Regions from separate parts of the Homo sapiens genome. Here regions 1, 3, 4, 5 and 6 are each linked to region 2. The links are chromatin loops, found by intact Hi-C in ENCODE. Cell type or tissue: heart left ventricle. All regions are shown on one strand. Links, peaks and the distances in the headings refer to the core of each region. The heading gives the core; the rest is flanking DNA.

Region 1 (5,008 bases), core at 575-4,574, 130 kb after region 2:
CAATGAAAACTGCTATAATGAAAAATAACACAGTGAAGGGAATAGAGTGTAAGAGGTGACATTTGGACAAGAACCAATGGAAGTGAGGCAGTAGCTATGCAGGAATCACAGAGACGAGCATTCCTGGAAGAAAGAACTGCTAGAACACAGGCACAGAGGGGAAAGGTATTTAACCATTTCTCAGTGGGCTTTATACCACCAGCCACCACTCCCTAACCTGCTCCAATAAATACCTGCCCTTTCCTGCTTCAAAGGCCTCCTCCCTCTGGCAGTTCACCACCATAACTCCCCCAGAAGCTTTCTCCAGGAAGGAGAGACAAAATATCTGTTGCCCCCTCCCTAAAGCCTAAAGGGCTGCTACAGACTGAATGGTTGTGTCCCCATCAAATTCATATGTTGAAATCCTAACCCTTAATATTATGGAGACAAGGCCTGTGGGAGGTGATGAGGTCATGAAGGTAGGGCCCTCATGAATGGGATCATTGGCCTTATAAAAGAAACCCCAGAGAGCTCCTTTACTTCTTCTGCCATGTGAGGCACAGCAAAAAGGTGAGAGTCTATGAACCAGGAGGCAGGTCATCACCAGACACCAAATCTTCTGGTATTTTGATTAGGACTTCCCAGCCTCCAGAACTGTAAGACATAGGTTTCTATTGTTTATAAGCCACCCAGTCTATATCACTTGGTATAGCAGCCTGAATGGAATAAGATAGTCAATTGCTACATTTCCCATAAGGTCACCTTGAGAGGAAGTGGCATGATGAAATAAAATAAGCTTTGATATCAAACACAGCAGGATTCAAGTGTCTGCTTTGCTTTCTAACTAGCTATGGTACTTTATACAAGCCACTTAGCCTCTCTGAGCCTCAATCCTCACCTAGAATGAAGGGAAATGAACCCTACCTTAAGGGGCTACAGCAGTATTACCCTCAGGCTGTAGAGCAGTACCTGGCAGAGCACCTAGTACATAGTAAGTACTTGGCAAACACTGGCTCCCTGCCCTAACCTGATCCCCTTGGAAATTAAAAAAAAAAAAATGTTCTTATTCAACCAATTGTGCTAACTCATGTCTTCAGCATGTCTCTGGCAAGGCCCTGGGCCTGCCCATCTGTGGGGTATAGGACTTAAGAGATGACCCCTAATTCTATCCATTGCACAGTGTGATGGGAAGCCTTGGTCCAGAGAACTGAGGAGGAGAACTGGACAGGGCAGAGGCGAGCAGAAAAGATGTGCACATTGCTTTTGCTGTGAGTGAGAAGGTGAAAAATCATTAAGACCAGGCCCTTGAAGAAATCAGGAAAAAGGCAGACAGTTAACTGCCACTGCCAGGTCCTCTCCCACAGCTGGCTCACTGGCCCTTGTCCCCTGGATCTCCATGGGGCAGCCAGCTAGAGGTCAGATCCATATCAGTTCCTGTTAAGAGCAAGGACTATCAGCTATTAACTCAGGGTGTGTCCTTATGCAAGACCCTTTCCCTTTCTGGGCCTAGGTTCTCCCATCCATACAAAAACAGGGAAGGCCTGGGTGACCTCCAGGGGCCCTTTCAGCTCTGACCTTACTAATTCCGAATGATGACTCTACCAGCCTCATCCCAAGGCTAGCTGGCTGCCTACTGCTGCCATCTGGTGGCCCTGCAGGCCCAGCCCCTTGTCGAATACACCCACTTCAGAGGGTGACTCCTGCTTCTGCTTCAGGTGCACACATGCTACACTTCTCTAGACCACAGATCAATGGGTATTCACAGCCAAACACAAAATCCAAATATAATGATAACGCTTCATCTCTCTAGCAGAGATGACACAGCTGCAGCTGAGAACATGACCTCCCTTCTCAAAGACAGAAGGTAACCTGCATAAGATCACAGAGCTGCCTGGTTCCCAGGCCAGTACACGGTTTCACTTTGCCACAATGCTTAGGGCTGGTGGGTACCTGCAAACCAAAAATAAAGTCAGCCTAGAGCCAAGGAACAAAGCTGTTTGAAGGTGGGGAAAAAACTGCCAGGATTCCTCGCAAACCTCAAGAAATAGTAAGGCATGGCACGTGAACAGGCTGAGCACTGCTTGCAGAAATTAACTGGAAATACAAACTTGGGGTATCCAATGTATCTCCCTAATCTTGGAGGTGATCATTCATAAGAACACCTGCAGGGTCTTCCATAAACCAGGCTCCAAGCCACCACCACAGCCTGGATCCTAGACTAGGCAGACCACCAAATAGTGGGGAAGACACCTGGGGTAGCATTGTGTGTTTGTGTGAGCTTCCCCCTGCCAGACAGCAGCTCCTCCGGGCAGGGTTATATCTTTTCTTCTCTATCTCCAGGCCTCTTAACACCTGGCCAGAGGCGCTCAGTGAATGCAAGTATACAAGTAGATCCTTTAGGTTTCTGCACAACATGGGACCTGTCTATTCTTTGTGGACTCAACTGATCATACCCTTGGCTCTGTCTGCAGCCTTCCTTTACAGTGTAGACCCTGAAAAAGCACATTGTGTGACTTTAACTAGGTCGCTTGCTTTTCCAGGCCTCTATCATCGCACATCTGCAGCATACTAGGGTTTTACTGGATGATCTTCGAAGTCCTTTTAATTCTAAAATGCTAGAATTTGAAACCCCCAGGCAAATCAAGACTGATCTTCACCTGCAGACACAGCCGCTAAAAAATGGGAAAGGGGAAAGTAATCAAACAATGCTTCCCTCTAGTGGTTCAGTGCTGTCATTACACCCTACCTGCGCAGAGACCCTGTCACTCAACTTCTACTCCAATTCACCCTGAACTCTGAATGAAAGAAATCAGCCTGCAGCCAGCAGAGCCCAAGTGCAGGGGAGCGGGAGAGAAAAGAAAGAGGCCAGGCTCAAGAAGCCAAAGAGGCCTCTTAGCCAGTTCCACAATAGTGGAGAAATTATCCATCTTTAGGAACAAATATATTTTGCAACTTAAAGGACCTTTTGTGACCTCCAACTCCCCTCTTCAGATGAAGAAACTGAGGCTCAGGGATATTCAGGAGGGACTTACCCAAAGTCACAAAGCTGACTCATGACCGAGCCAAAAATAGATGGCCACTCTCCTGCCTCCTGCTAAAGTATCTTGCCTCTCTTCCATGCAACCTCCGAATTGAGGCCCGTGCAAGTGACTTGTCAAGGACATATATACATGGGAATAGATGGCAAAGGAGCCAGTCTCTTGCACTGAGGGGTAAGTGATCTTATTAACTTTAAAATAGTATTTATAGGAGCTATAATCAAATTGAAAATATTCAAAATTCATCATAGAAAACAAATTCACTCATAATCCCACCTGGCCCATTTCCTTCTAGTCTTTTCTACAGAAACATTCTTTTTTTCTTTCAACAAATTAGAAGTTACAGTATGGTTAATCATTCTTTTCACTTACTATACCACGAGCGTATTCCTGTCATTAAATATCCTTCTAAAACATTCTATTTAATGACAATATAATATTCCAACATATGGCTCTGCCACAATTTGTTTAACCAATCTCTCTTCAATTTTATTTGTTTCCATACCTTTGTTTTTGTCATTATAAATTAGGCTGCAGTAAATGGCATTATACTTAATCTTTGAATACATCCATGACTATTTCTTTAGGCCAGTTTTATTTTTTATAGGATAGAATTTCAGAGCTGGAATGACCCTTAAAGATTATTATGTAAACGTATTGGCCAGATGGAAGAAAGGGACCAGAGAGTTTAGTGTCTTGCCAGAGGACAAAGAGAAAGCAAGAGAAGCAAGTCAAACTCTCCATCTATTAAAATGTGACCTTCCCAAAGCCCAACCACAATTTCACACCCTTCCCTGACCAACTTCACCCACACTGACCTCTCCTTCCCCTGAAATCCTAGAGCCTGCAGTGTCTGGGTCACTCCTTCGGCCCTTGGCCACAATCTTTTTATTCTTCTACTAAATATTTAGTTGCTCATCCAACCACAAGCTTCCTAAAGGTGGTTCTGGATTTTATATTCCCCTGTATTCTGTAGCATAGTACTATATGCATATAGATAAGCATTTCACAAATATCTGCTAAAGGACTAAAGATACCTATGAATTTCCTTCCAATTGCTTGCCGAAATGTAGTATCACTGTCAAAAGCTGGGGAAAGATGTTTCTTTGAAGGGTAAAAGAAGTTTAGCTGATGAGTTAGAGCTCTCTGAGAAACACAAGATCTGGAATTAGAATAGCAGGCTTGGGGACAAAAGATGGGATTCAAGTTTTAGCTCTGCCCTTCTGTGTGAAACAGGGCAATGCCATTAACGAATTAGGGACTCTTGTGTGAAGTAAGGATAATAATACTCATCTTGCCAACTTCATATGAGAACATGGATGTGAAAGTACTTTATAGTAATAAAGGTGGTCCGTGAGAGTTATGATTGCTGTTGTATTCTCATGTAGCTGCTTCTGTGAATCCCAGAATGGCCTCCTGACCCTCGCTTCTCAGGAACCATTTCCCAGTTTCTACTCCACACACATATCCTTAAAGAAATCTATGGCTGCACTCTTCAGGTAAGAATAAGTGTTTTCTTGAAGCAGAACTTCTTTTTTTTTCTCTTTGAGACAGGGCCTCACTCTGTCACCCAGGCTGGACTGCAGTGGCGCAACCTTAGCTTACTGCAACCTCCACCTCCTGGGCTCAAGCCATCCTCCTGCCCCAGCCTCCCAAGTAGCTGGGACCACAGGCACGCACCACCACACCCAGATAATTTTTTTTATATTTTGTTGTAGAGACAGAGTTTTGCCATACTGCCCAGGCTGATCTCAAACTCCTGGGCTCAAGAGATCCACCTGCCTCAGCCTCCCAAAGTGTTGGAATTACAGACGTGAGCCACCATGCCTGGCCAAAGCAGAACTTCTTATACAGAAGGAACTGTCATTCCTGGTTCAGGTCCCTGGATTTGACTAGTTAAGTCGTCCACACTTCCTCATCATCTCTGGAAAGAATGTAACAAGGCAGAAAGAACACTGTACTGAGAGTCATGAGACTTGATTGAGTTCTGG
Region 2 (5,008 bases), core at 568-4,567:
GAGAGGCTCTACGCCAGAGGTGTCCAATCTTTTGGCGTCCCTGGGCCACACTGGAAGAAGAATTGGGCCACACAAAAAGTACACTAACAACAGCTAATGAGCTTAAAAAAAAACAAAACAAAACAAACAAACAAAAAAAACAGAACAAAAAACCCCTGTTTTAAGAAAGTTTACAAATTTGTGTTGGGCTGCATTCAAAGCTGTCCTGGGCCACATGCAGCTCGCTGCCCGTGGGTTAGCAAGGCTGCTCTAAGACAATGAGTGTAGGTAGGCCCTTCTATAGGTCCTCTGAGTTCATGGAGCAACTTCTCAGCAGCCATCTCCACCAGGTTCCCTTCTTCTGTTGTTTCACTGTGGTTTGCCTCTGTAACTGCTTGTTCGAGAACTCTGTCAGCAAACTCTACATGCTCTGCTTCAACTTCTTCATGTCCATTTTTTTTTATAGCCTTAGCATAACAAAGTTAAATTTGATTTACCTTTGGGGGCTCAGCTATCAAAGCCTACTCCTTCTTCTACTCTCAGGCCATCGGCCCTGGGGCTGATAAGGAAACACAGAAGCAGTGGTTAGAGGCGTAAGTAGAAGACTCAGTAGAGCTCACTGTTAGAAAAGCCAAGTGCAGAAAGGGTTCCAAACAGGGGCACAGCAGCAGTGCTGAGTGAAGAGGCAGCCTCAGTAGGAATGGGGTGTCTCAAGACTTGGGCTCAGCTGACTGGCCTCTCCATCCTGGCTCTGTTCACTGATATACTAGGCAAGACACACCCTTCTTTTAGCCTCATTTTTCCCATTTGTAAGTGAAGAAATTGAATTAGCTTGTGTCCATGTTTCCCATCCAGATTCTGAAATTTGAGATTTTCATTTTTTTTCCTTTGGCATTGGATACAAATGACTAAGACTGATACTGTGACTCATGTTTATAATCCATAACCACAGAGTCTGAAATCTTAGAGCTAAAAGAGATTGACCAATACAATTCTCTCTTTTCTACTCATTTGATGATAAAGAAACTAAGGTCCAGAGAGGGCCCACTTCCAGGTCTATAGAACTGGGAATTGGGTGCTTAGAAATTTGCAGTTCTGATAGTCACCAGGTGATTAAGTTCTGGAAGGGCAGGAACTATCTGTCTTGTTCTCCACTGCATTACTGGCCAGATTTTTTTAAATGCTTGTTGAGTGAATGAATGAACAAATAATCTCCCTCCAACGTCATGCAGCCTGGGACCAGGGAAGTATCCTTACTCCTTGCCTGGAGGTAGGGGCAGATAAGACTGAAGCCACAGACTGCTTCTGGCCCCTAAAGGGATGGTGCTCTCTAGCTGGGGAGACAGAACAGAGCCAGGAACAAATTCTCAAGGTTGGTGGTGCCAGCAGCTCTTGGCCATAAAGTGGGCTTCTACTAGAGTCCTTCGTGCTGTGCATAATGAATCACGGTATGTCAATTACTGCATTCTGTTAACAAGCTCATGTCCACCTGTGTATCGCCAATGAGTGCCTTGCAATTTGCCACAGCTCTGCAGTTAATACACGGCAGAACAAGTGGGGCAGAGGATTCTGAAACACTCCAGGCCCAGGGAAATCAGGTGGTTGGTTTGTTTTTGGCAACTACTGGGCTTGATGATTGGGCAGCAGTATGTAGAGATGTATTCTCTCCTCTCTGGGGAAAGGGTCTGTGTCCTGGGTCTTTCCTGTCCTGATTCAGATAAGTTCAGATGGAGAACACCATCTTTGTATTTTTTTTTCTCTGAAGTATTGAACAAAACGGGGCAGAGGCAGAATGGTAATTAAAAAATCACCTCCAGCATGGTTTGATGGTCTGGTCATCCGATCATCAGCACTGAAGTCTCTCACAGGATTCAAAAATGGCTCCATGACACATGAACACTGTGATCTTGAGTATATCTCTTAATTTCTCTGCAACTCCATTTCCACATCAGCAAAACTGGGATAATAATACTTACCTTGCAGAGATACTGCAAAGATTAAATGAGAGAATGCATATTGAACCCAGAATGGTGGCTGACATGTAGCAGGTATATAATAGATGAGCCTCCTAGTATGTTAGAGGTGTTTCCTGAAGGGATTCTAATCTCCTGAGGAAGACTAGGGCCCAAGACCTTAAGCAAACCCAGGCAAGAGCCTCTGTGTCTTAGATGTGTGTGTGTATTACCCCCTAGTGGCTCCACAGTAATGATTACAACTGCAGTCATGTGAGGATGTCAGATCTGCACCTCACCTCCACACTGGCTGTGCGAGAAGTGAGCAAGCCTCCTGGTGACAGGGGAGGCTGTTCCTTTATCAGGCAGCACCGCTGCAGCCCCTGACCTACTTTCTTACTAAAAATAGCTCTTCTTAGGTCACTGCCGCAAATTGAATTCCACTGCTTCACTGCACCCTGTAAGCAGGTGGGTGGGCGCCAGAGCACATTTGGTGAGCTGCAAGCCTCTGCTTATGTGGTGCATTGCTGCCCAAGGATGCTAATTCCACATGCCTGAGCAGACGGCAGAACGTGTCTGCACTCAGCAGGGCTGTACGTGACCCTGCTGGGGTTCCTTTATTTGGGGGGAAGGGGGACAGGGAGGGGCAGTGAGGGAAATTCTAGATCCAGTTTTGAAGTCTGACAGAACTGAATTGAAACACAGCATCCAATGCTTTCTTATTTGACCTTGGGAAAGTCACAACTTCTCTTTGCCTCAGTTTTCTCATCTGTAAAATGGAGAAAATAAAACTGACCTTAAAGTATGATTGTATAGATATTTTAAAACGCTATTTACAAAGCAGTCTTTGGCACAGAAGAGGAGCCCAATAATGAAGCTAGTACAGGTATTCTCCATTGTATGGCCTGTTGCTCCACATGCCCTCCAGCTAAAGCCTCTCATAGCAGGGGGAGCAAGGGACAGAAGGCCAATCAAAGAATTAGGAAGATTTTAAGCTGAAAGGGCTTTAGCAGTACTGAGGTCAAAGGTTCTCAGACATGGCTGAGCATCCCAATAACTGGTAGCCTGTTAATAATACTGATTCCAGGTCCTTATCCGGGAGACTGGGACTCAAGAAGTCTGTCTAGGGGCCAGGGTATCTGCAATTTAATAAGCTCTCCAGGTGATTCTGATGAACTGCCAAGTTTGAGAACCTCTGAACTAGGTCAGTCACCTTGTTAAAGTAAATGAGTAAATGAATTACTACTATTTTTCTTCCATTATAAGCACAATGCATAGTCATTATAAAATATGCAGAAAACATGGAAAAGCAAAAAATCAAAATAAAAAAGTAAAAATTCAATCATATATTGAGTGATTATTAAATGCCAGGCCCTTTGCTGAATCCTAGGGATTTGTTGATAACACAATTCTGACCCTAAGGAAGGCCCAGTCTATGTGCAGAGATGGAAACAAACAAGAAGACTGTAACAGAGGACATATGTGTTAGAGCCAAGTTACAAATTTTATAGAAAGAAGGATGAAGGAGCAACTGATTCCACCTAGGAAGTCAGGGAAATTTGCAGAGCTGGACTAGAAGAAGAGCAGATATTCATGGCGAGACAAGGGAGTAAAGGGAATTTCAGGAGGAATGAACCAGACATACAAAAGCATACAGGGATGAAAGGTATTTGTTAGGAAAATGTCCTAAGGTCACCATAGTGAGGTCACCATATACAGTAAATAGTGGTGGCACAAAGACAGCTGGTGTGAACATCTGGGTCTGGATCATGAAGGGTGTGGATAACATCAACAATGCTTCCTACACTGGAAAGTATATTTCCCAGTATATTTTTCATATGTGCCTTTTTGTTTTCATTTTTACATGACCAATGCTGCAATTCTTACTTAATAAACACTACAAATTAGTGAAGCAGATAGGTCATCTTTTATCCATTACCAAATGTTAGTAAAATTAGGTAGCTCCTAATTTTACTAAATTATAAAAAGACTATGATGAACATCTTTAACCATAAAGTTTTTTTCCATATTTAAGATCTTTCCTTAGAGAAGAATGCTAGGATATGAATTAATAAATGAAAGTGAATGGACATCTTCAAGGCTCTTGATAATAGCTCCAAAGGATTTTCCAAAAGTGGCACAGATGTTTTTATAAATGAGGAGATAAGGCCCAAAGAGGTTCCATGTCTTGTCCAGATTATACAGTCGAATGGGGCGGTACCAAGAGCAACATCTGGGTCTCCCAACCCCCACTCTAGCTCTCTTTCTTCTGACCACATTGCTTTTCTACAAATCATAGAGAGATGAAATAATATCTATTCACCCAATGCTTCCAATCAATTCTAAGTATTTTAGGTTGGCAATGTACATGCATAGGAGATGTGAGTAACATGTGTGTGTTTACATGCACATGTGAAGCTCTATATACGAGTCTATTTTTCCATCCTTATCATGTATGCTCCCCTACCAATGACAATTTTTGTTCTAGCCAAGCTGAGCAAATCTTACATTGTCTTACCTCCACACCGTTGATCCTACATGAAGTATCTCTTGTTCTCCTAGTCAAATTCTATGCATATTTTTAAAATCCAAAAAGCATTTCCTGACTCTGGGCACTTACTATCAACAAGAGTCATACGTGATACTTACTTTATTGCTTTGCAGCAGCTCTGGTATTGATATAAAATTATTTAAGTTTTACCTATACAATAAAAGCTGCCTCCAGCTTCTGTTATTAGAAAGGGATAAAACAACCCCCCCAACCCCACCCTTGAGGCTAATGAAAAGACTTCTAGCATTTGATGGGCTGAAGACAGGTAAGGCCAATCCCTTGTACCTTCTATATCTACAGTAGTAGACATCTTGGTAGACTGGAAAGAGCACAGGACCAGGAGACAGAATAATAATAGCTTCCATGTGCTGAGGACCTACTCTGACCAGGCACAATGCTGGTTGCTTTATATACATTATTTAGAATCCTTAAAATTACCCCCAGCAAGGGAAATATTATTTGACCCATTTTACAGATGAGGAATCTTAGGACCTGAGAGATTAATTTATTCACGGTCAATACCATC
Region 3 (5,008 bases), core at 597-4,596, 87 kb before region 2:
AAGTCAATCCTCTCAAACCCTGCTGCTGCTTTATCAGCTGAGTTTATGGAATATTCTAAATCCTTTGTTGTCATTTCAACAATGTTTATAGCATCTTCACCAGGAATAGATTCCATCTCAAGAAACCACTTTCTTTGCTTATCCATAAGAAGCAACTCCTCATCTGTTCAAGTTTGATCATGAGATTGCAGCAATTCAGTCACATCTTCAGGCTCTACTTCTAATTCTAGCTCTCTTGCTATTTTCATCACATCTGCAGTGACTTCCTCCACTGGAGTCTTGAACCCATTAAAGTCATTCACGAGAATTGGAATCAACTCCTTTTGAACTCCTGTTAATGTTGCTGTTTTGACCTCCTCCGATGAATCACAAGTGTTCTTAGTGACATCTAGAATGGTAAATTCTTTCCAGAAGGTTTCAATTGACTTTGCACAGATTGATCAGAGGAATCAGTATCTATGGAAGCTACAGCCTTATGAAATGTATTTCTTAAAGAATATGACTTGAAAGTAAAAATGACTCCTTGGTCCATGGGCTTCAGAATGGGTGCTGAGTTAGCTGGCAGGAGAACAACATTCATCTCCTTGTACATCTCTATCAGAGCTCTTGGGTGACCAGGTGCATTGTCAATGAGCAATAATATTTTGAAAGGAATCATTTTTTCTGAGCAGTAGGTCTCAACAGTGGGTTTAAAATATTCAGTAAACCATGCTATAAATAGATGTGCTATCATCCAGGCTTTGTTGTTCCATTTCTAGAGCACAGGCAGAGTAGATTTAGTCTGATTCTTAAGGGCACTGGGACTCACAGAGTGGTAAGTGAGTATTGGCTTCAACTTAAAGTCACCAGCTGCATTAGCCCTTAACCAGAGAGTCAGCCTGTCCTTTGAAGCTTTGAAGCCAGGCATTGACTTCTTCTCTCTAGCTATGAAAACCCTCAATGGCATCTTATTCCAATAGAAGGCCGTTTAATCTGCATTGAAAAATCTTTTGTTTGGTGTAGCCACTTTCATCAGTGATCTTAGCTAGATCTTCTGGATAACTTGCTACAGCTTTTCCTTCTCTATCAGCATTTGCTGCTTCTCCTTGCACTTTTATGTTATGGAGAGAGCTACTTTCCTTAAACCTGATGAACCAACTTCTGCTAGCTTTAAACTTTTCTTCTGCAGCTTTCTCACCTTTCTTAGCCTTCCTAGAATTCAAGAGAGTTAGAGCCTTGCTCTAGATTAGGCTTTGGCTTAAGGGAATGTTGTGGCTGTGTTTCATCTTCTATCCAGAACACTCAAACTTTCTATCAGTAGTAAGGCTGTTTTGCTTTCTTATCACTCATGTGTCTACTGGAGTAGCACTTTCAATTTCCTTTTAGAACTTTTCCTTTGCATTATTCAGACTTGGCTGACTGTTTGGTGCAAGAGGCCTAGCTTTTGGCCTATCTCAGCTTTCGACATGCCTTCCTCACTAAGCGTAATCATTTCTAGCTTTTGATTTAAAGTGAGAGGCATGAAACTCTTCCTTTCACTAGACCACCTAGAGACCATTGTAGGGTTATTAATTTGCCTAATTTCAATATTGTTGTGTCTCAGGGAATAGAGATGCCTGAGGAGAGAGAGAGATGGGAGAACAGCCAGTCAGAACTCAGATAACATTTATCAATTAAGTTTGCCATCTTATACGGGTGTGATTTGTGGTTCCCCAAAACAATTACAATAGTAGCATCAGAGATCAATGATCACAGGTCACCATAACAGATATAATAATAATGACAATTTGAAATATTGCTAGAATAACCAAAATATGACACAGAGACAAAAAGTGAGCATATGCTGTTGGAAAAATAGCACGGGTTGCCACAAACTTGAATTGGAAAAAAAATTGCAATATCTGTGAAATGCAATAAAGCAAAACGCAGTCGAACGAGGCATGTCTGCATATCCTATATGGAGCGCCTTCCTACTCACTGCCTAATCTGGGAATCTTATTCACGTATTTCTTATTCCAATCTGTGGCTTTCCCAAAAAAATGTTTGAGGCACCTAAGACACACCTACCACAGAACCCTTAAAAATAAAGAAGAAAAAATACATGTAGTATAATGAAGAAAAGAAATAGCTATACCCCAAACCCAGGTAAAGGATTCGCCTAGAATTGAGCACTAAATTTAGCCGAGCTCCCTGGCAGTCAGAGCAAAAGAGAAAATGTGAAGGGTTTTATGACTCATCATTTACTAACAGAAATGTAGACAGGCGTACTAGGAGACACCTGCTTGTTCTAAGCCCTGAAACACAAGAGGAATTTCCCACGTGGGATCCTGGTATTGCTCCAAGTCTAAGATGCTAATGGGAGAGGGTGAGAGGAGACCCCCGTTAGCCTCCGTATTTATTTACCATCTGCTCTCCAGGAGGAAGGCTCAGTCCACAGGAGCAGGTGCGATATGGGCTCCTGATTGGTCCTTCTGGGGACTAACATTCAGGTTTCCTGGCCTGTGGGACTGCAGGGGGCACTGTGGGACAGCACACCACACTCCCTAAGGCCTCCCCTAGGGCCCTCTGTACCTGCTGGTGGCCAAGAAAGGTCAGAGTCGCCAGATCCGGCTACAAGGGCACCTCCATGCCACCTCGCATGGTGGGACCTCTGCACGCGCTGCCTGCTGCTTAGGGGGCTTATGGAAGGCAATGAAGTCCGTTGTTCCCGAGGACAGTGAGACTGATCCAGTGCTGAGACCTCAGGCAAGATTCTTTCCCTCTGAATGGCAGCTCCTCATCTAGAGAGTGACATGATAACACCGCACTGGGCTGGCACGAGGTTTAAACGGGACAGTGCATGGGAAGCCCCGGAAGCAGGGCCTGCCCAAGACTCAGGAAGCTGTTGTCATCTCTTTTCTTGTTACCAGAGTTAGGCGGGAAAGTCGGCAGCTCTGGCTTGAGCCCCACTCATCGTGCGACCTTGGGTGTCCTTTCCCTCCCGACACCCAAGACAGGCAGGGGTCCACGTGGAAAACCCTGCAAGCATGGGGACAGGAAGTCCCCCTCACCTCGAGGACCATGTCTCTCACTGACTGGAGGCCACAGGGCTGGATCTTGGACACACCTGGACTCGTCCACAGGAAGCTGGCTGTGTGCTGCACTGGCGGTTCCCACCAGGCTGTCCTTGGCTCCTGGTCCCTTAACAGGCAAGTGGTAGCAGAAGCAGAAAGAATTAGAGAGAAAGGCCTAAAACTTAACACATTTCTCCCTTTAACTATTGCTCTGCTCACCTTCCCACCTCCCTCACCTCTTGGTAATTTGTGAAAAACAAAATTCTGTGTTTGGATGTTTGTTGTTTGTGCAGGGCCGCCTCGGCCAGCTCCCGGAATGCCAGTGTGCAAGGGAGCCAGCAGTCTTGGGGTTTTGCCCTGGATCTGGGGAAGTCCTAGGCACCTGGCCTTTTCTTCCACACCCCTCAATGTTGTCTTACTTCCTGGAGTGTGTTATTTTAAGAATGATGGAACTGCATCTCCAAGAGGTTACTAGGCCATAGGCATATGGTTCGTGGCCGAGCTGGGATTCAAACTCAGGTCTCTGGAGCCAAGTCCAGGCCTCCTTTCCTTCCACCATGTGGCCTACTTGCCAGCACCTACCGTGGTCCGTTAAGCATCAGACCTGCCTAGCATGTGGGTCTTATCTGGCCCCATGGATCCCAAATGCCAGGATTGGCTGGTGGCATCAGAGCCTCCTGGGGCACAAATTAAAGGTGAATTTCTGTTCCCACCCGTAACTACTAAGCCAGAGTCTCTGGGCTCTGCGCTTGGATCTCCCTTCAGTCACTCTCCCCAGCACTCTCCCTCCCCTGCCATCCTGCCCATCACACCAGCATCTGCCCACTCCTGCCTCCTTCGTTCCCCACCAACCACCTCCAGGGAAAGGTTCTTACTCCCAGCTCTCCTTTCTACCCTTCCAGGGGCATGGGTTTAGCCCCCACCAGGGCCTCCTTGTTGCTAAATCCAGAGACAGCTCCTCCGGCCCCATCCCACGGGATCCCTCTGAGGCCGTCTCCTCAGGGACACCCTCTCCCCTTTTACTGCAGGACAAGGGCTGGCCATCACTGGATATTGGTCACCTGCTGCTGGGCCAGGCTCAGCCTCACTCACACTGCATGGGCTGAGTGTGGGAAGAGACGGGTCTCTGAAGGACAATGGTGGTGTTTTGTGCCTCAAACTCCCAGGCACCTCCCAGCTCAGCAGTTCCCGTTCCATGACTAGAAGATTCTAGGCTTTTCTACATGATCCTAAACCTTTGGAGAGGACCAGGGCGGGAGGGTCCACCGGAGCTTCAAGGTGAGAGGCTCTGTGTGGAGGCTCAGCGGTGTGTCTGAACACTTCCTTCTTGCTCTCTGTGTATTATTTCAACTCACTGTTACAACCACTGGGAGGCAGACAATGAAGGCTCAGAAAGGGACAGTGACTTGACCACAGTCACCTGGTTGAGTCAGGCCTGAAAAGCAGGCGGGTGTGACGTCACGGTCCTGCCGTTTCTGCTCCAGCCACTACCTCCTCTGATGAGACTCCAGCTGCTTTGACTGGATCTTGAAGGCAGGTGGGCCTGAGGGATGAGAGGGGCCTGGAGGGCTGGAGGGATACTGCCTGAGCCAAGACTTGATAAGAAAATCGCCACACTGGAGCCCAGTGCTGATGCTCCTGGAGAACGTGGTTCCCCTCTCTGGTCCTGCTGAGTGCTCTGCACCCCTGGGCCACTCCCTCACCGTGCTGCGCCTTCGTCTCTCCATTCCCACCCGCCAGGCAGCTTTTGCAACCTCCCCCGAGGACCTCCTCCATCAGTGCTCTGGTCTTCTAATGACCAGGTTTCCACAAGCCCAAGGTGCCACCGATGTAAGACATGTGCGGATCCAGGAAGAAATACCATTCCGGGATGTGTGCATTTTATATGTTTCAACTTCCAAAAAAAAGATACGCATCTTGGGATGAAAGTACCATAGGAACCCCTGCCACCTCGGGATGGGCCAGCCCAGCTGTTG
Region 4 (4,000 bases), core at 1-4,000, 250 kb before region 2:
TATTCATTGAATTCTTACAACTACCCTTTGAAACAGGGCTATATATTTCCTATTTTACAGTTGAAGAAACAGCCTAGAGAGAGAGATCAAGTAACATGCTCAAGGTTAGTGGAGGAGCCAGGGTTCATCCCTAGAGAGTCCAATGCGAACCCGAGCTCATAGCCACTTTGTTAGAAGAGTCAGGAGCCTAGACCCAGAGCTACCACTCGCAAGCTATGTGACTTCAAACAACTCACCCAACCTCTCTAGGGCTCAATTTTCTTGTGTGAGAAGCAGGAATAGACCTGCCCCCAAGGTTGACTCTGAGGACCAAACTGGGTGATGAATATAGAAGTCCTTTGTCAGCTGAGGTTTGCAGGTCCCATCAGAGGCAGCACAGATGATCAGTTTATTCAGAGTAATGGTGGTCTGCAGATGCTTTTCATTGCACACACCTATCAAGTAAAATCATTTTGTGCACATACATATGCGTACATAGATATGCATCCATAGATATACTCCTCAAGTAAAATATGTAAACAAATTTAAAAATTAATATTTAAAAGATGAAAGAAAATATAAAGAAGGCTAAATTCTTCATTGATTATTTTTTATTTATTCCCACGCACCAAAGGATTTTCCTCGTGCAAGCACCTCACCTTGGGGTGCGATGGCCATTACACAGCCTTGCGCTCTGGGGTCAGACTGACTGAGTTTGGCCCCAAGCTCCACTGAGTTGGCCTGGGACATATTCCTCACACTCTGAGTCTCTTCGTCTGTAATAGAAGGGTGAAGATAACTGCTTCTACCTTGTAGGGTACTGTGAGGTTTAAACAAGGCATTGCATGTACAGCACTTGGCACAGTGCCCTGTGCTAATGTGGGGGTTGTTGTCATTTTTTCATGGACACCCGGTACTGACATGTCCAGAGCCCTGAGGCCTGCAGGCAAGACGCCAAAGGAAGAAGGTGGAGCAGAAGGACACTTGCTGAGGGTCCACTGTGTGCCAGGCCTTGTGCCTATGTGCATTACTTCATTTAATATGCAAGACTAGGGGGAGGTGATTGAGGTGCTTACCTGGGGTACAAAGTTTCAGGGGGCACCAAAAATGCAGTAATCAAGAGAAATAATGTTTCAATATAATATTTCTGTAAAATAAAAATTGCTGTAAAAATACTGTGATGAACAAACTATCAAAGGATCAATAGTATTAATGTTTCCTTTTGTCTCAGTCTCTACTCTGGCTCAGTGGGAGACTGTTAATGATCTTGTCTTTATTTTTAAATTGTAATATTTTATTTATCATGGATATTTTTGCATTAATTTTGATGTTTTAAAAATATTGCATTAAGATAGTATTTATCTTGATTACTGAGATTTTTGGTAGCCCCTTAAATTTCACATCCAAGATGAGCACTTTGCCTTACCCTGGTCCAGGCCCTGGCAGGTCTATGGGGCAGATGTACGTAGCGGTCCCACCTTAGAGGAGGGCACTAAATTTCACTGACGTTAAGTAATTTGGTCCAGTATGCACAGCTGATGAGTGAGGGAGGTGGGATTTGAACTCAGGTCTGACTCTAGAGAGCTGGCTTTTTAATGACTCTTCTCGGCTACCACCCCTTGACTGGGTATACCCTGGAAACCAGAAACTTGGAGATTTTCTAATTTTCTGGTTCAGCCTTCTGAGTCTGCAGATGGAGGGAGAGGCAGGCACGTGCCCCTAGCCACATGGCGGGCCTGTCTCCTGACTCCTAGTGTTCTTTCTGGAGGGTGACCCCAGATGCATTGACCTTGTGGTCTGGGGTGTGCAGTGAGTCGGTGGCTCTCTTCAGACCGTGCCTATGTGTGAAGCATGCTGCTCCTAAGCTTTATCCCAGGTCTATCCGCCTGGCTCCTCATGGCTTTGCTGCTGGCTTTAGGGGTCTCCTGCAAGGTCCCAGGCACACCTCAGTGGACTGAGAATCTGCAGCTGAGGGGCTAGGGGAACAGGGTGTGGTGCTGGGGATGACCACTAGAGGGCAAGCTGAGCTCACGCTTGCGGGAGCTTCTCACAGCTCGGCTGGTGGAAGCGCCTCTGCAGTGCAAGGGGCTTGAAGAAGCCGGGGATGCTGGGGGCTCCCGGTCCCCTTCCCACCGAAGGCTCTTGGAAGACCAGCCTCCATCTTGTGCTTGCATTCCTCTGGGGGCCTTCCGCAACATTTCTGATTAAAACTCCCACTCCTTGGTTCTAATCCTGCTCTTTGGCGCCACACAAAATACACCTGCTTCTTTTCAACATTCATTCGTTTGTTCATTTACTTGACACATCGCTGAGGTGCCTACTGTGTGCCAGTCTTTGAGCCTCGTGCTGTCGGCCCAGAGAGGAGCCATTCTCTTTCCTCCACTTAAGACATCTGCATCCATGACCATTCCCAAATCTTGACATGTGGGAGGCAGGCCAGGCCCAGCACTTGGGGAAGAAGGGAGGCTGGGATGCTGGGAGCCTTGGCTCTGTCTGTCTGTTCCAGGCTCTGGGCTGGCTCTCAGGAAGTTCCTGTTCTCTCTCTTTCAGCGTATGACTGTGACTTCTTTAACAAAGGTAAGCCCCTCCTCCCCACGCAGAGTCTCAGGGGCTCAGGCACTGCCAGCCCTGTCCTGACGCCACACAGCATCAGCCATCCCGAGGCGCTGCTGGCCCTGGAAGAGCCGTGACCCGGAATGGGAGGGCCCCCATCATGCAGAGAGAGCCCTGACAGTGAAGGGCCCAGGGGTGTCCTGCACCTCTATCCTCAGCAGTTCCTGCAGCCCCTGTCCGGGGCCCAGGCAGGCCAGCTCCCGGGGACTGTGCTCGGCAGGGCAGCCCCACCAGGAAGGAAAAACCCCATTCTCACTTATGTGCCAGCTCCTCCGCCTTCATAATCTAGCTCATCAGGCCCACAGAACATCACCTTGGGTTCCCCGAAGATTAGCTTTTGGCAAAAGCAGACACAAACTGCCCTTTCTGACTATGGGTGGAACAAAACATGTGGCCTGCCACATTCATCTTCAAACTCAGCCAAGGTTGCAGGGTTCCGGGAGATGCTCTGACATTTAGATTAACGAGGGTGAAAACACAGGTCATAACCAAAGACCCAGGGGAGGTTAATGTCCAGTTTAGAGCCAATTCATCAATTTAATCACTGGGATTGGGTGGGTGGGGTAGAGAAGGGCTGCCCAGGAGTAGTTTTTAGCACCGAACTTCATCCAGTTGGGCCAGGGTCAGACCTTGGTAGAGTGAGATGCTCATCTGGTCCTCAGTGCTGTTCGCCTTTGACTTCCAATCCCCGACCCTCCTCCAGGGACTGTGCTGCCAGGAGCAGGCCTATGTGGGCAGAGGCCCAGACTTTTTGTCCTCAGTTGCCTGCATTATCAGATTTTGGCTTGACTGTGGTGGGTGAAGTGGAAAGGAGAGACTGGAGACAGGATACCATCTGGGGGCCTGCGAGATGACGGCCGGACCAGGGTGTAGCATGAGCATCCGCAGGACTGCAGTTCTGCCAAAATGCTAGTCCCCAGGGGCTCTTGACAGCCCCAGACCTTCAATTGGTAAAGGAATGAGCCTGCAATGGGGGAACTGTGGTCCCTGGGGCAGACAGGATCTGTCTGACATCAGGCAAGGCATTTCAGCAAGATGGAGCTGTTTCGTTTTCTCTCTTCCATGGCATTTTGGGTGGCAGTAACTGGCAAAGGACAAGCTGTTTCTAGCATCTTCCACCTACCCACCCACCCACTCACCCATCCTTGCTCCGTTCTACTAGCATTTGCTCTGGTCCGGGCCCGCCAGGTGTTGGGAAGTCAGTGGTCCCTGAGTCCTGCCACAGCGGTGTGTGGAGCAGGCTCACGCCGCCTCTCTAGCACCTATTGTGTTTCTAACTCCACATTCAGTTGGTAGTTTCCAGTTGACCCCTGGTGGGAGTGTTTACGCCATGGAAATCCAGAAGCCCTACAAACCACTTTTTTTTGTTTGAGATCTCATTGTTAGCCATTTGCCAGCACAGCCAGCA
Region 5 (5,008 bases), core at 957-4,956, 76 kb before region 2:
GGACGGGTCACTTAGTAGGGCCCTGAAGGATGAATGGGATTTTTCCAGACAGAGACTGGCAGGAGCACTCTCCAGCAGAAGGAATAGCAGGTACAAAACCACGGAGGTGGGGAGACACTCTGTGGTCAGAAATGGCAGAGAGCTGCACATGGCAAGAATGTTGGGTGCATGCAGGGAGAGGACCCTGGGAAATCAAATGAGGCCAGGACGTGGAGAGCCTCGTGTGCCAGGCTGGGGAATTTGGACTTTCTCTGTGGGCTGCATGGGCAGAGCTGGGATTCCAGTTGAAAGCACCCTCTGGTAGCCAAGACTGAAGTCTAAACCTGCTTTGATGGCAGTGACCCTGCCCGGAGAGAGTCCCATATGAACAGGGAGTACAGTGGAGAATGGATGTTGGTGGGGGGGGGGGCGGTTTGGGAATGGGATGTCCTGGCTGATGGGGCAGTGAGGAGGGGAGGTGCCTCCAGCCTTCAGCCAGGATTGAGAGCCAAGTGTGCAGTGGGCCCTGCCTCTTGGCACCGTTCGGTCATCCACAGTGTGCTTGTTCCTCTCGTCCCATACAAAGGCCAGGGCAGGGGGTGCAGCTGGGGGGCCTGCCCTGCCCTTAGGGAGTCTCTGGGCTGTGAACGCCAAGCTCCAGAATGCGGCCTTCTAGGGGGGATCTGAAGCCAGATACCCAGCAGACCAGGATGTGTGTTTTAGCTCCAAGAGCCTTGGCAACTCTGGTGATGGAGAGAGCTCTGGAGCTCATTAAACTTGCAGCCAGCATGGCAGCCTCTTCCCGTTGCTTCTACATTGTTTTCCTGGTCTACCTCTGTTGTGCTCCAGGTCTGGTCTTTCTGGATCTGGGAGCCATGGCTTTGAGCCTCTACCCTGCCTCTCTCAAGTGCGCCCACATTACTCTGACCTTTTTCCAGCCTCTTCTAGTTCATAGGGCTGAGGGTTCAGCTTTTCAGTCCACTGCATTGTACTTGTCTCTGAATGTATCCTTCACCTGAGCTAGGCAGGGAGCTCCCTGAGGCTGGAATGAGGCCTTATTCAACTCTGTGCCAGGCAGAACTTGGTGCCTTGTGAGGAATGGATGGATGGGTGCATGGGTGGTTGGAAGGGAGGGATGGAGGGAGGGACACAGGAAAGAGGGAGGGAGATAAAGAAAAAAGGAGGGAAGGGAAGATGAATGGATGTATGGATGGAAAGAAGGAAGGGAGGGAGAGAGAAAAGAAGGGAGGGAGGATGAGTGGATGGATGGGTGTATGAATGAATTAAAAAGGATGAATGGATGGCAGGGAAGGAGAAAGGAAAGGAGGAAGGGAGGATGATGTGCTGGTGAAAGAAAGGAGGGATAGGCCAGGTGGGGTGGCTTTCGCCTGTAATCCCAGCACTTTGGGAGGTCAAGGCAGGAGGCTTACCTGAGGCCAGGAGTTCAAAACCAGCCTGGACAACATAGAGAGACCCCATCTCTGCAAAATAAAAATAAATAAATAAATTAATTAATTAATAAAAATTTAAAAACAGGAAGGAGGGACAGATGGATGGAAGGAAGGAAGGCTGCATATGGACCACACTTGATAGTGGCTCAGGAGACAGTTTTCTGAAAATCGCACAATGCTCTGGAACCAACAGGACTAGTAGTGTCCCGTTGGCATAGCTTAGGCAGATCTCTTCCCGTTTCTGGGCCTCAGCTCCCCGTTCGTAGCATGTGGTGTCTCAGAACAGATCATATCTACAGGCTACTCTCACTCTGTCATTCTGAGATGCCAACTTTGTCACTTCCCTTTGCTCCCAGCTTCCCTCAACACAGAATGTGGTTTGGAAGGTCCACATAATTCTTGGTTCCCAGATCCCTGCCAGGTTGAGTGTCAGGCCCTGTGACCATGGTTAATCCAAACAAGACTGTTCTGGGACTTCCAGGGCACCCCCTGGGTGGGGGAGGGGCATCACTGCAAACAAGGCGGCCTCTAGGGGCAGCATGGCTGCCTCCTGCTGTTGACACAGGGCGCGACCTTGGCCCTCCTCCAAATGATCTATGAGGGCAGGTCAGAGAACAAAGGTGTCACGCCTTGCAGACTGTAGCCCGGAGCTGCCTTGTGGAGAAGGCACTGCTTTGGCCATGGCTAGGCAGGGAGAAGGGGGACCCAAAAGGGTGGGGTGCAGTGAGGACATGCAGGCGGGAGTGACTATCTGGGCCCCTGAGAGAGGGCTGACTGGCAGGGGCCCATCCACCCAGGGCAGGGCCAAGGGAGGCCACAGTGTGTTAGAGTCCCGGCGGGGCTGGCAGGAGACTGTGAGAAGAGACCTTGCCCCAGAATCCAGTCTGAGCAGGAGGGTTTGAAACTCAGAAAGCTGCTTGATTCTGTCTCCTCGGTACCCATGCCTGCTGCAGGCTAGAGAAGCCTAGGGGGTCATTAGATGAGGCCTCCAAACCAAACCAAAGGGTCTCCCAAACCTTTTTGCTGGGGGCTCAGGGCCAGAGCAGGTGGTTCTGGACAGGCAGGGTGATCCTGGCCATTTCCTTCTCATTGGTGCTGTCTGAGAGAGTAGGTGCCCACACATGTTTGGGAAGCCCCAGGCCTCCAGCAGCTTCTTCCTCCCTCCCACTCACACCCCTACCCTAGGGCTGGAAAGGAGTCAAGCAGAGCCTATGGATTATGGTGCCTTTGGGGATCCCTGGTGCAATTCTCCTCCTGATGCCTGAATCCTCAAACAGTCTCTCTCACAAAAGATCATTCAGCCTCTATTTGAGTACCTCCAAGGACAGGGAACTCATTACCATGTTGTGGTGCAAGTTCCTAGGAAGACAGAGAGAGGGGGTACATTTTAAAAAGCTGTCTATGACCATGGGGAAGACATACATTTTTTTCAGCTCTAGGCAGGATAGAACCTGAAAGAGACCACATGAGGGAGGTACAGACCCATGGAAAAGAGCAAAGAGCCTGGAGTTGGGAGAACAAATGGAGATCTGGCCTCTGAGGGGCTTCATTCCACTCTAGCTGCCCCCTCTTATTTCTTTGCAAACTTCAGCCCCAGCAGGCTAGCTAAATGGGCAGGGTAGCTAAATGCCTTAACAAATCAGCTCCAAATCACAGTGACTGAACACAATGGAAATTTATTTCCCACTCAGGTAACAGTTCAATGTGGGTATGTGGCTGATGTCTTTCTTTTCAGGGACCCAGGCTCCTTCCCTCTGTAGTTATACTAGTTATTGGGGCTTCCACATCTAGCTGGCAATAGGGGGAAGAAGACAGCATGGAAGGCGGAGTAGGAGGGTTTTAGAGCCTGCCCTGACGGTCGTGCAGGCCCCCTGTGCCCTGAGGAGGGAAATGTAGCACGTGCTGCAGGGGGCCTGGTGCTGGCATCTCCCCCCGCCTGGCCCTGGGACTGGACAGAGGCAACCCAGGCTTCTCCACTCTGGGTGGGCCTCCCTCTGACACTGTGTCTTTATCCCCACAGTATGTGGCCTTCGCTTCCCTCTTCTTCATCCTGGTCTCCATCACCACCTTCTGCCTGGAGACCCACGAGCGCTTCAACCCCATCGTGAACAAGACGGAGATCGAGAACGTTCGCAATGGCACGCAAGTGCGCTACTACCGGGAGGCCGAGACGGAGGCCTTCCTTACCTACATCGAGGGCGTCTGTGTGGTCTGGTTCACCTTCGAGTTCCTCATGCGTGTCATCTTCTGCCCCAACAAGGTAGAGTTCATCAAGAACTCGCTCAACATCATTGACTTTGTGGCCATCCTGCCCTTCTACCTGGAGGTGGGGCTGAGCGGCCTGTCCTCCAAGGCAGCCAAGGACGTGCTGGGCTTCCTGCGCGTCGTCCGCTTCGTGCGCATCTTGCGCATCTTTAAGCTGACCCGCCACTTTGTGGGCCTGCGGGTCCTGGGCCACACGCTCCGAGCCAGCACCAACGAGTTCCTGCTGCTCATCATCTTCCTGGCCTTGGGCGTGCTGATCTTCGCCACCATGATCTACTACGCCGAGAGGATAGGGGCACAGCCCAATGACCCCAGCGCCAGTGAGCACACGCACTTTAAGAACATCCCCATCGGCTTCTGGTGGGCCGTGGTCACCATGACGACCCTGGGCTATGGAGACATGTACCCGCAGACGTGGTCCGGCATGCTGGTGGGGGCTCTGTGTGCGCTGGCGGGCGTGCTCACCATCGCCATGCCCGTGCCCGTCATCGTGAACAATTTCGGGATGTATTACTCCTTAGCCATGGCTAAGCAGAAACTACCAAAGAAAAAAAAGAAGCATATTCCGCGGCCACCGCAGCTGGGATCTCCCAATTATTGTAAATCTGTCGTAAACTCTCCACACCACAGTACTCAGAGTGACACATGTCCGCTGGCCCAGGAAGAAATTTTAGAAATTAACAGAGCAGGTAGGAAACCTCTTAGAGGCATGTCGATCTGACCTTTCACCTCTGCCCCCTGTAGCGATGATTCCAGATCCAGTCAGACTGCTTCCTTAGTTCCGTGGGTGACCCCGGACCCCGCACTCAGTCTGGAGGTGTGGAGCCTGGGGGCCCAGGGAGATGCTGGGCGGCCAAATTCAGCAGGCAAGAGCCTGCTAGAGGAACCTCACTGGTGCCCCTGGGTAAGGAGGTTGACGCGGTTGGTCTCGTGATGTTCTGAAGAGACAACGCGGCCCGCCAGGTTGCTGAGGACTAACTTAGCAGGAGCCAGGGGGGCTCTGCTTGGTGGGGCAGGAGTCCGGTGTGAGTCTCTGACTCAGGCTACTGACCCGGTGTTGGGACAGAGTGGGGGCGGGTGTGATTTGGAAACGCTAGACAGCCTTTGATCTGGTCCTTACCATGGCTCCCTTCAGGCTGTGTAGATGGCAGAGATGGTGCATGGGATCTGGGCAGGAGGGTCCCTTGCAAAGGCAGGTGCAAGGGTTCTCACCCCCGGCAGAGCCTGTCTCCATAGCTGAGTAGAATTCCTGCCCTGATTTCGGGCTGCCCAGCTCGAGGTCCTTCCCAGGAGACGCCTGTAGCCCTCCGTGA
Region 6 (5,008 bases), core at 545-4,544, 120 kb before region 2:
TCAGATATAGGATTTGCAATTATATCTCCCATTCTGCGAATTCTTTTCACTTCCTTTGAAGCACAAATGTCTATTTTATTTTGATGAGATCCAAGATCCAAGTTATCTACCTGTTCCTTTTTTTTTTTTTTTTTTTTGCTTATGGTTTTGACATCACATCTAAGAAACGATTACTTACTTCAAGTTCTTCTAAGAGTTATATGACTTTGGCCCTAACATTTAGGAATTTGGTCCATTTAAAATTTTTAATATGGTGTAAGTATGGGATCCAAATTCATTCTTTTGCGTATGAATATATAGTTGTTTCAGCATCATTTATTGAAATGACGATTCTTTCTCCATTGAATTGTCTTGGCACTCTTGTCAAAAATTAATTGACCATAAATATATGAGTTTATTTCTGTACTCTCAATTCTATTCCATTGATCTATCTATCTATCCTTATGCCAATACCACACAGTCTTGATTATTGTAGTGTGGTAGTTAGTTTTGAAATTGGGAAGCGTGAGTCCTCCAGCTTTACTCTCCTTCTTCAATACTGTTGTGAGTTTTCTGGGTCCCTTGCATTTCATAATGTATCTTTAAGTAGTCCTGTCCAGGAGGTGTTTTCAGTAGCTACTAACTGTGCCTGGTACTACCCGGGACCTATAAATTGGCATAGAAATGTAAAGCAGGGTCTTGTTAGTACACAGAAAAAAATAGTTATATTGGAGGGAAGGTGATGATTTTTTAATTTCCAGTCATCTTCGATGTAGCTTATGTAAAATAAATGTATTAACTAAATATTATTCTGTAATTGCAAAAAAAGTTGCATCTGTTTTTGTTGGCATACTGAATGCTTCCAAATAAATGTAACTTATTTTAAATCATTATATAGGTGTGCCGTGCAGTTAATAAAAATATGAAGCTTTTTTCTGTATTTTTAAATATTTGTAGTATATGTCAGCTTCTTAAAATTTATATTTGGTCTTGAGTCCTTTTCTAAGTCTAAATAAATATTCACTTTTGTATCCAACTTTGTATTCTTTTTTGCTTTCTTTTTTTAAAAGAGTGACCCCCAAAACTTCCAGGCTTCAGGCCCTACACACCCTGGACCCACCTCTGCATACTGACCATGCTCACCTGCAGGCTGACACATCCACAGGTGTACATACAAGAGAACTTGCCAGGCTCTCCCTATCAGAGGAGCCGCAGAGGGAAGACCTTTAGGGTAGCCACGAGTCTCCAGCTGCTTCTGGGAGGAGAACTCAGTGTCCTCTGCACAGTCCTGCTGTGAACATGCTTGCAGGAGGGCCTGTACCCACCCAGCCTCCTTACATATATGCACACCTGACCATGTTCACCACAGCCATCATCTCATCTCACACTTCCGCACCTCCCTCCCACAGCCTGCAGGGAGAGGCATCCAGGCCCAGGGAGGGCTAATGCTCTGTCCCCAGGGCCACACTGACACCCTAAGGGACATTGCTGAAGGATGGTAGGAGTCCATGAGGGGGAGGGGGTGTAAGGGCTGGTCACAGAGGGATGAGAAGTGGGCTAGGGAGCCCGAGGGAAGGGAGAAAAGGGAAGAAGAGGAAATGAGGTACCATGTCATTTAATCCTTACCAGACATTGGTCCCTTTATGGATAATGAGGAAATAGAAGCCTAGAGAGGGAATGGGACTAGTTGACGCAGCTAGTGAATAGCAAAAATGGGATTTGTAACCAAGTCTGTCTACATCAGTGGTTCTCTCAACCGGAAGAAATTTTACCTCCCAGGGTACATTTGGCAGTGTCTGTAGACCTTTTTGGTGATCACTGCTAGGGAAGAGGCTTCTACCGACACCTAGTGGACAGAGGCCTGCTAAATATCCTGCAATGCACAGTACAGCACCCGGCCCCAACCCTGGCAAAGGATTACATCTGAGCCAAGATGTCAACAGTGCAGAAGTTGAGAAACCCTGGTCTAGACACCTTCCAAGAGTATTCTTCACCTTGGCCCCTTTCTGGACTTCCCATGGCCTAAGCCATGTTGGTGCCCCTGCCCCAGAGTTTCCAAGAAGGAACAGCTAGCTGTATACCTCGCTGCAGCTCAGCCCAGGTTACCAGGGTCACTGCTCAACCTACAGATCTGTGGCCAAGGTCGCCAATTTCCCACTACGGCATCTCTGGATTCAATCTTCCCTGACCATTGGAGGCAGGCGGTATGGTCTAGGGAGGGGATGTCTGCCACCCCCACGGCTTACCATCAGAGCAGGGTTACTATCCTCAAAGCCTTCTCGGTCAATACCCAGCTTAGGTTAGTTCCCAGCCATGGCCACAAGATGGCACCCCAGCCCACCAGGAGGGCTGAGGCTCTGGGCCTGGGAGAGCAGCATGGAGGATGTGCCAACCTGGACAAAAGCCTAGGGGCTGGACTTGGGCCAGTTCCAGAGCTTAGCAGGACCAGATCTAAGGCCTGCAAGTGCCAGGTGGGAAAACATAGGCCAAACTTGGCTTCAGAACTCCCTTCACCTTTTTTTTAGTCCACTCCCAACACCAGCTTATATTCTAGCCTTTCCTACATGAAGCTTACTGAAGCCCAGCAATCCCTCCTTGGGCCTAAACAAGAGAAATTCTAGAACTTAGATGTTAAGGATACAGGAGTTATTATTATTATTTCAATACAACAGTAAAAGCAAAAAACGAGGCACAGAGAAGTTGAGTAACTTGCCCAAGGTCACAGCTAGTCAGTACTGGAGCTGGGATTTGAATCCAGGCAGTCTGGTTTTAAAGTCTGTGCTCTTAGCCACTGAACATACCACACCACAACTGCTCCCACCCCCACCAGCCCCAGCTACCAAAGACCCTCTGGCACCAGACCACAAGCTTTCTTCTGCAAGGGAGGGGCAAATGGCTGCGAATAGGAGGTGCTGCTCCAAAGTGGAAAAGGAGTGAGGTTTTCAGTCTAGCTGGGGGTCTGTCGTTAGTGTTTGCGAGTGAGAAGCTAGGGAATGGTTAGTCATTCTTCCTCCTATTTCCCCCCAAAACCCTCTGTTTCTCTGTTTTCTGGTTTTTGGTTTTTGTTGATTTCTTCTGTGTTGCCCTCTTGGTTTTCCTAGGCTGTTTGCAAATGCTAGCATTCTCGCAGTGTGAAGGGGAAGTGAGAGAAGAAAGTTTGATGTCCTGTTCAGGATCCACAAGGGAGGCCATTCTTTGGGGCCTGGGCTGGGGGTGTGTCATCAGGGATCAAAGTGAGAATCCTAAAGTGGAACAGTGTGGGGCACATTGGGAACAGCTACCCTCTCCTGCTGGGGAGGCTCCTGTGTCTGAGTTTTCTCTGCTTACCTCTTGGGGGATTTTAGGGTGTAATGGGCTTTAGGGTGCAATGAATACCCTTTCACATTCCTTCTGCCTCCAACCCTGGCCTACCTCCCTCTTTCTAACACATCGTCCAGAGCCCCTAATCACCCAACCTTCTGCCTACCAGGAGCCCCTTGTTTCTCTCTGTCTCTCTGTGCCCCCTCCCCAACTGCCTGGGTCACACTGCAGCCCCCTATTAGGACTCGCCATGGCGTAGTGATGGGGCCCTGCACTGATTCCCTAAAAAACCCTGGGTAAGTCCCTCCTCCTGACTTGGTCTCCATTAGGTGTTCCAGACTCCCACAGTCTCTGCCACTTGGGTTCTAGGATCCCAGCCTCTCTCCTAGCCTTTCTCAAATCATCTGGACCTTAGTGAGGATCTACTGTATTCTGGGCACTCTGGAGGGAAGCAAACAAGAAGCCCTGGAGGAGCTGATGGTCCTTTTATGGAGATCAGATGAGCTATGGAGAAGATCAGGAGCCATACTCTGATCCCGTGTGGTTCTGCAGGTGAAGAGAGAGGTGAAGTCCTGGAACCCTATGGCTAGTAGAATCCCAGAAGATTCTTGGGTGAGAAGAGGGGCTGGACATCTGGGTAGAAAGAAAGGAAGGTTTGGAGAGGCTGCTTTCTTGTCTCTCCCCATCTTGATTTCTCCCAGCTGTGTGTGTGTGTGTGTGTGTGTGTGTGTGTGTGTGTGTGTGTGTGTGTATGTGTCTGCCTCTGTGTCCACCTTTTTCTCTTCCTTCTGGATTCTCCATTTCTATTTCATCTTCTACCAATGTTGGGACAGAATTTCCTGAGAACCCATGTCCCGGGGATCTGAATATGGGCCAGGATGGGCCACACCAGGCCGGGCCACACCAGGCCAGGCTTCCTTGTGGTTAGGAGATGGGGACTCACACTGGTCAGGGTGAAAGGGACACTCAAAATCACTCTCATCCCTGCATTACTCTGAGATTGAAGGGGAAACAGCTCCTATTTAGAGGAATCACACAGATCAATATCTGGAGGGAGGAGGTGCCATGCAGGCCCCAAAATCCAACCCTCTCTTTGTCTCTGCCCAACTCTGCCCATTTCTGACTTAATTTAGCCTCTCTGTCTCTCCCCTTGTCCTATTCCCATCTGTCAATCCTTGCCCTGCCCCTCTCCACCCCTTCAAGCCTTTTACCCACCACACACAGATTTTCCTGTGGCTAGATTGGGATTCCCCTGGCCAAGTAAGGAGAGCGATGTCTGTGGCACAGCTTTGTCCCCAGGCTCACAACGGCATCTGTGGGTCAGGGTAGAGGGACAGCTGTCTGCACAGTTAGAAAGTGCCAGCAGTAATAAAAGCCTCATATCTTCTTAATTAAATCGCCCTTTGCCCAGGCATCCTGTGTTCGATTGGGTTGAGCTGGGATCAATAAGCCTCTTTCCCACCCCAGCCACCCCTGGAGACGGGCCTGACCTCCCCAGTCCTGCCTAGGCCCACCTGGCCACCTCCCCAGAAGGCTGGGAGCTTCTCAAGGCCAGAGGCTGGGTCAGATTCATCTCTTGTGTCCTTGTGCCTGGGACGGATCCTGAAACAAGTAAGGAGTAAAGGAGTGATTGCTTTACTGAGTAAACCAAGGCACTAGCAGCAGGCATGGGCCAGGAAGGCTTTGAGGTTCAAACTGGAACTCCCACCCCCAGGACCAACTGTGAAGA

The links. A loop is a pair of places that touch in the nucleus more often than their neighbours do. Peaks named below come from ENCODE experiments on the same cell type or tissue, not always from the same donor. Only the 100,000 strongest peaks of a DNase experiment are listed, where the experiment ranks them.
Region 1: it touches region 2 in a loop (2.6-fold over the local background); 18 of 110 quality-filtered maps call a loop at or near these places.
Region 3: it touches region 2 in a loop (1.8-fold over the local background); 18 of 110 quality-filtered maps call a loop at or near these places.
Region 4: a loop joins it to region 2, with 2.1 times the contacts of the local background. A loop is called at or near these places in 3 of 110 quality-filtered maps.
Region 5: it touches region 2 in a loop (5-fold over the local background); 19 of 110 quality-filtered maps call a loop at or near these places.
Region 6: it touches region 2 in a loop (3-fold over the local background); 20 of 110 quality-filtered maps call a loop at or near these places.

What each region holds. Positions count from the first base shown.
Region 1 is chr11:17,977,255-17,982,262 of GRCh38, forward strand. All of the region lies in intron 8 of SERGEF (secretion regulating guanine nucleotide exchange factor), which reads right to left. Among named protein-coding and RNA genes, the nearest start is that of SERGEF, 33 kb to the right of the region's middle. In heart left ventricle, for the core only: CTCF peaks have their summits at 1,625 (motif pointing left), 2,698 (motif pointing left) and 2,901; a DNase peak (open chromatin) is centred at 1,627.
Region 2 is chr11:17,844,795-17,849,802 of GRCh38, forward strand. The region is part of intron 10 of SERGEF (secretion regulating guanine nucleotide exchange factor); the gene reads right to left. It overlaps LOC124902642 (a long non-coding RNA gene), which reads right to left. Exons shown (of 2, transcript XR_007062610.1): 2 at 2,509-5,008. It overlaps LOC107984317 (a long non-coding RNA gene), which reads left to right and starts at 2,581. Exons shown (of 2, transcript XR_001748144.2): 1 at 2,581-5,008. In heart left ventricle, for the core only: a CTCF peak has its summit at 2,175 (motif pointing left); no DNase peak of the experiment used is centred there.
Region 3 is chr11:17,758,067-17,763,074 of GRCh38, forward strand. All of the region lies in intron 1 of KCNC1 (potassium voltage-gated channel subfamily C member 1), which reads left to right. Among named protein-coding and RNA genes, the nearest start is that of KCNC1, 26 kb to the left of the region's middle. RefSeq lists an enhancer at 2,512-3,013. In heart left ventricle, for the core only: a CTCF peak has its summit at 2,486 (motif pointing right); a DNase peak (open chromatin) is centred at 2,485.
Region 4 is chr11:17,597,142-17,601,141 of GRCh38, forward strand. It overlaps OTOG (otogelin), which reads left to right. Exons shown (of 56, transcript NM_001292063.2): 31 at 2,530-2,556. Among named protein-coding and RNA genes, the nearest start is that of OTOG, 52 kb to the left of the region's middle. In heart left ventricle, for the core only: CTCF peaks have their summits at 1,976 (motif pointing right) and 2,180; a DNase peak (open chromatin) is centred at 2,020; H3K27me3 peaks cover 450 bases.
Region 5 is chr11:17,768,215-17,773,222 of GRCh38, forward strand. It overlaps KCNC1 (potassium voltage-gated channel subfamily C member 1), which reads left to right. Exons shown (of 4, transcript NM_001112741.2): 2 at 3,451-4,384. Among named protein-coding and RNA genes, the nearest start is that of KCNC1, 36 kb to the left of the region's middle. RefSeq lists enhancers at 3,033-3,533, 3,534-4,034. In heart left ventricle, for the core only: a CTCF peak has its summit at 2,898 (motif pointing right); no DNase peak of the experiment used is centred there.
Region 6 is chr11:17,728,906-17,733,913 of GRCh38, forward strand. No RefSeq gene overlaps it. Among named protein-coding and RNA genes, the nearest start is that of KCNC1, 3.4 kb to the right of the region's middle. In heart left ventricle, for the core only: a CTCF peak has its summit at 2,310 (motif pointing right); a DNase peak (open chromatin) is centred at 2,346; H3K27me3 peaks cover 2,530 bases.